Regions from separate parts of the Homo sapiens genome. Here region 1 is linked to region 2. Evidence: chromatin contacts called from ENCODE Hi-C data. All regions are on one chromosome and are shown on one strand. Each heading gives the region's core, a stretch centred on a gene start or an enhancer-like site at or near the end of the contact. The rest is flanking DNA. Distances are from core to core; before and after follow the strand shown. Region 1 holds the start of TRIM3 (tripartite motif containing 3). Region 2 holds the start of C11orf42 (chromosome 11 open reading frame 42).

Region 1 (2,700 bases), core at 65-2,564, 270 kb before region 2:
CAAAGCTCCTGCTGCACCCAGGTGTTGAGCCTAAATCTGAACCTTGTGGAGAGGTCACAAGAAAGATCCCTAACAGCACTTTGGTTTAGTCAGGGCTAGGTGTCATCACCTGTATGCCCTTTGGCCAAGGAAACCAGAATTTTTCAGGATTTTCCCCACCTCTGGAAGGCTGGAGGAAGGGGAAGACCCACTCAGCAGATTCCCATAGTGCAGGGATCCTCACAGGCATGACTTTGCCCTTTGTCATGGATACTGCAGCTCCCAGACAGTCTTCTGGGCTTTGATCAGCCTGCAATCATCTGACTAGAGCTTGATTTTTGGGGCAGGGAAGGTGGTCCTTATATGAGCTGCCACTTAATGGGCCACTGGGGATTTTTCAACATGAAAGGTACCGAGTCTCCAAATGCTGGTTGTAGGGCCTAAAAACAGGGCTCAACTCCAGGTTCTGCCACTTTCTAGCTGAGTGATGAGGGCTAACGTCTGGGGAGCAAGATCCCTATTTTTTCCCATTGTAAAATTGGGCTAATAAAAGATGCTACCTACTGACTATTAAATAATATATGTAAAGTGGCTAGTTCTGTGTCGGCACATAATAACCACTCAGTCCCTGTAAACTGTTACAATTATTTTCCACTTGGGGCTGCTTTTTGCACAAGGCGATGATTCTGAGAATTGTCCAGTGTCTTTGGTGTGAGGAAGGGAGTCGCTGGATGGTCTGAACCAGAATTTCCTCAGGAGGGGGCTCCTGAAGCGCCCAAAGCCTAATCAAATCCCCCACCTTTCTACCCCTTAACTCCTTCTCCCAGAGTTCTGGGTACTGCCCTTCTGCCGCCCAGAGATCGTGCTGAGGTACAGACGGTTTCTACGTCTTCCTGGTCAGCCGATAGACTAGCATATTCCATAGGAGCACTCCAAGGAAGCCGGAAAGGGCGCCTCCAGGAGGCAGGCGGCCCAGACAGGCTCCCAGAGTCCGAAATCCCTGCTGCCCCAGCTGCCTTTTCTTGACGGAGTCTCATCTCAATCCCTGAGACCGACTACACCGCCCTTCCCGGAGCCGGAGGCAGCTGGCGGAGATCCGGGATCCGAGATCCGGGATCCGGCTCGCCGGCCCGCCGGCTCCCTAGCAGCACCAAGGAGGCAGCGTCCGCAGGAGGTGGAGGCGTTGGCGGGGGGGCGTGCGGGTGCGGTAGGGGTGGGCAGGCGGGGTGGGCGGGGCCTCCGCGGCGGCGGGCGGGGCGTGGGTGGGTCTTCCCTACTGGAGTCACCCCCTCCCCCGGCCGGTCCGCAGCCCCGCCCCGGCCCCTCCCTCCGGCCTGTGCGGCTAGTCCGGCGGCGGCGCCGGCGCGGGGACAGGCGGAGGCGCGGGCAGGGCCGGGCGGACGGGCGCTGGCAGCAGTAGCAGCGCCGCGGGCCCTTCAGAGTGGCCGCAGTCCGAGCTTTGCCCTCGCATCCTGTTCCAACGCGGTGAGTGCGACGGGCGGGCCCCAAGGGTGCGTTTGTATTCCTGTCAGCCCGGGTCTGGGTCGGAGCGTCTGTGGGTGGGGGCACAGATGATTTTCAAAAGCTGTGCCTCTCTCTGCCCACGTGAGGCGTGTCCATGTCCGTGAGAGCAGCAGGGGGATTCTTCGGGCTGTGGCTGCTCACGTGAGGTCCCTGTTTTGAGGCGGGGAGGCGCGGGTGGATGGGTGATGGTTCCTTAGGGGAGCGCGGGGTTTGGGAGCTTGTGTGTGTTGGCGGAGGGTGCTGAACGCTGCGGCCGAGGGTGGTGGTGGTGGTGCGTGCTGAGTGGGACTCTGGAATATTGTGGCCCATCTTGTCTGAAGGGCTCTTTTCTCCCTGGTGCAGACACCTCCACCCCTTGCTCCCCCACCCCCACCCTACCCCACCCCCCGCCCCTTCCATCCTCTGGTACCCACAGGCCCACCAGTCAGGATGGAGGACACCCTTTCCTCCCCATGCACTGCTCTGTGGACAGAAAGCCTCATGTGGAGGCTGTTTTTTTGTAGGAAAGGACCCCTCTGGTTCTCCTGTAGCCTGAGCCCTGCCTGGAGGACCCCAGGCCCCTCCCTGGTTCTGACCTCCTCCCTTCTGCAATTGGCTTCAGATCCTGGGCTGCAAACCTGCAGGGACAGATGGTTGCAGGTTGGAGGGGCAGGCTGCACCCCAGGGAGGTCAGTTCGACTGAGGGCAGGCCCTGGGCTTGTTCTTGGTGTGGGGGTTCTCTGATGTGGACAACAGAAACTCAGGACTGGCCCTAGCAGGAAGATCACATCTGGGAGGTCACAGCAGGTGCAGAAAACATCACAGGTCTCCCTTGGCCAGTCTGTCTAGCTCACTGGTGCCCATTCATCCCCTAAGCAGGGGATGATTTGCTGCAGAATTGGAATCAGAGCTGCAGGCCTGACAGTAGCCCTGCCTCCTTGGGCTTGTATGCCTCCAGTGACAGAGCACTTGCTACTTTCTGCTGTGGAAAAGCTTCCTTATATTAAGCAGAGGTCTCTCTTCTTGGGACTTTATTCACTTGTCTTGTTACTGCCATTACTTTTGCATCTCTCTCTGATGAAAGGGAACTGCAGAGATTTAAACAGAGCTCTCCTGTAACCAACATATACTGAGTACTTCCTGTGTGCCAGGTACTGCCACAGCCACTTAGGAGACAATGGCATTCTTGCCGAGAGAACTTGAGCAAAGAGTCCATCG
Region 2 (2,700 bases), core at 182-2,681:
TTTTACCATATGTTCAGTAAACTGTCCGTGGTTTTGGACACAGGAAACCAGGTCACTTAAAGGTGACCTAATCCTTGAATTTGCCCCGTAATGCCAGTGATTTATCCTGCATATCTCTACCCCGATTTTCCTGACAATTTTCAATTTAAATAGGATAGTGAGTTTTTCTGATACTCAGAGATGGCATAGCTTTCTAATAGTGGGAGACTGTTTATTTTCAATCTAATTCTGCTTGATCTAGTCCAGGACCAACCTTCTACACTGCTGAAACCAGTTGCTCTAATACTTGGGAAGACCTTGAGCTCTCCAGTTTTTGCTTCCCTGGGAAGCTGGCCTTTGTGGTAAGCAGCTACCCTATTTGGAATGGAAGCAGCATGCCATTAAATCTTCTTTGAGTGTGGTAGGCACTGCTTTAAGATTTTTTTTTTTTTTAAGCCTGGTAGGCTGACTTCTATGAATGTTTTAAATTCACCTTCCTTCAAATCACATAGAATCTGATTCTAAATTCTCTGATCTGAAATTTCCAGTCTGCAGCTGAAAAGTGATTTGGTAGGATTTGTTGGATATCTGCAACCCAGATACAGCTGAGATTGTCCTGCTCCTTAAAATATACAAATTTGCCTCAAAATCCAAATTTCTTATTTTGTGGAAGTTAAGGTGGAGGAGATCTGTGAAAGAGTTTCAGATAAAGTTCAGATTCTATAGGAAGCTGGTTCTATAGGAAGTCCTGGTTCTAAGACTAGCCCCTATATCTCTTTGGCTTTATTTTTACCACTGCTTCTTTGAACTCTGCTCTAGAAGATTATTAGGAGTTCTCAAATATGAGTTGTTCTTTTTCCTCTCCTTGTTTTTACAAATACTCTACATTTAATTACTATTAAATTACTATACACTCACCACCCTCCCATGCTCATTAATTCAGGTATTTATTAAGCACTTTTTGTCAGGTTCTCCTCTCCCTCTTTGTGTGAATAACTCCTGCTTGCCTAGCTAGAATGTCACTCTTTCCAGGAAGCCTTCCTGATCTCCTGTCTCACCCCTGACTTAGCGTATCTCCTCTTTGCTCATAATTCCCTATACGTTGCTTTTCAGTGAACCTTTTTTACTGTTTTTGTAGTTGTCATTAAATGGGGCGGTTCGTGCCAATAACTTTACTGCAGTGCCTGGCACATATGGAAGCAGTGAGTAAATGTTGGTTATTATTGTTTTCAGACTTCCCACCCCTTCCTACTCACAAGCTGCTGAGACCCATGCAGGTCACACTTCGTTGCTTCCTCTTTAGCCTCCTTACTTTACCTACCTTATCCTTGATGAGGGTCCAGGTGGCATCAGCTTCATCCAGTGTCAGCAGGTTGGGGGTACCCACCAACATGGTGGGGTATGGGAGGGATTGGGCAGGGCAGTGGCTGCTGCAGGAACCCCAGGCAGCCCAGGGAGGTGAGACCTGAGGTCTTGGGCCCTAAACCACTGCATGACATCATAGAGGTCCTGCTAGATAATTGTACCTTGGATAGGGGGAGGACAGTGACTTTCCTAGCTTCACTGCAGTCTGTAATTCTTACTCTTGAGTCACCTATCCATCCTCCTGCATTAGGGGAAGAAAATGCAGGGTCTGTTAGGGTGTGTTTGTATATGTGTATGTGTGTGTGTAGTTCTTGGTCTGAGTTCTTTAAGGAAACAGGATCAGGCCTCTCCTCCCTTCAGCAGCATCTCTGAAGCAATTTACTATCTTAGCTGCAGATGCTTCTCTGTGAGGTTGGATTGGGGTCCTAAAGGACACGGGAGAAGTACAGTTATGAGCCACCTAACAGTGTTTTGGAAAATGATATGTGACTGACAGTGGTCTGACGCCATAAGAGTATAATGCCATGTTTTTACTTTACTTTTTCTATGTTTAGGTATGTTTTGATACACAAATACCATTGTGTTACAATTTCATATAGTATTCACTACAGTAACATGCTGTACAGATTTGTAGCCCAAGAGCAATAGGCTATACCATAGAGCCTAGCTGTGTAGTAGGCTATACCATCTAGGTTTGTGTAAGTACACTCTATGATGTTTGCGCAATGATAAAATTGCCTAAGGATGCATTTCTCAGAACATACCCTGTTGTTAAGCAATGCATGACTATATAGATCAGGGCTTATACTGAGAACCAAGCAGTGGTCCCAGCCTTGGCTGCACTTTGGAATTGCCTGGGAGCTTAAAAATTACTGTTGCCTGGATCAATTACTGGTGCCAGAGATTCTGATTTAATTGATCTGGGGTGTGCCTGGGCATCACAATTTCTAAAAGCTCTTCAGGCAATTTTAATGCATAACTTACGTTGAAAACCATTATTAATGGGTGGGTTACAATTGCAATGAAAACCAGGTGTGTGTAGGAGGTTGCTGTGCTGAGCAGTGTGACAATGTGGAGGGTAAGAATATAATTGGGATAATGTTGCCTTAGTAACGAGAGAATTTTCAGGAAGCCAGAATTACCCAGGTAAATTTGAGAAAAAATTTCTTCATGCTCCACTCCCTGTCCTAGTCTGATTTGTGCCTAGTAGCTAGATAAGAGCTGGAATATTAGCTATGTGTTATCTCCTTTGCGTCTTTGTCCAGAGATCTCAACTGTGTTTTGCTAAAGAAGAACCATTCTAGAGAGCCTTTCCTGTAGTTAACTTTTCTACTCCGTACCTTATCTGTTCAAGGA

Evidence for each region. Hi-C counts contacts between places; a loop is a spot of excess contacts on that map. Pooled maps may share reads with other maps.
Region 1: a loop to region 2 is called in a pooled map, with 2.6 times the contacts of the local background. The contact joins the promoter of TRIM3 here to the promoter of C11orf42 in region 2. A Hi-C loop is called at or near these places in 1 of 168 maps with a recorded cell type or tissue (natural killer cell) and 1 of 50 pooled maps.

Annotation. Positions count from the first base shown.
Region 1 is chr11:6,472,555-6,475,254 of GRCh38, reverse strand. TRIM3 (tripartite motif containing 3) reads left to right here and starts at 1,314. Exons shown (of 12, transcript NM_033278.4): 1 at 1,314-1,464. RefSeq lists a silencer at 1,188-1,417 and enhancers at 775-1,713, 1,714-2,653.
Region 2 is chr11:6,204,288-6,206,987 of GRCh38, reverse strand. C11orf42 (chromosome 11 open reading frame 42) reads right to left here and starts at 1,431. Exons shown (of 3, transcript NM_173525.3): 1 at 1,301-1,431. The coding sequence starts at 1,372.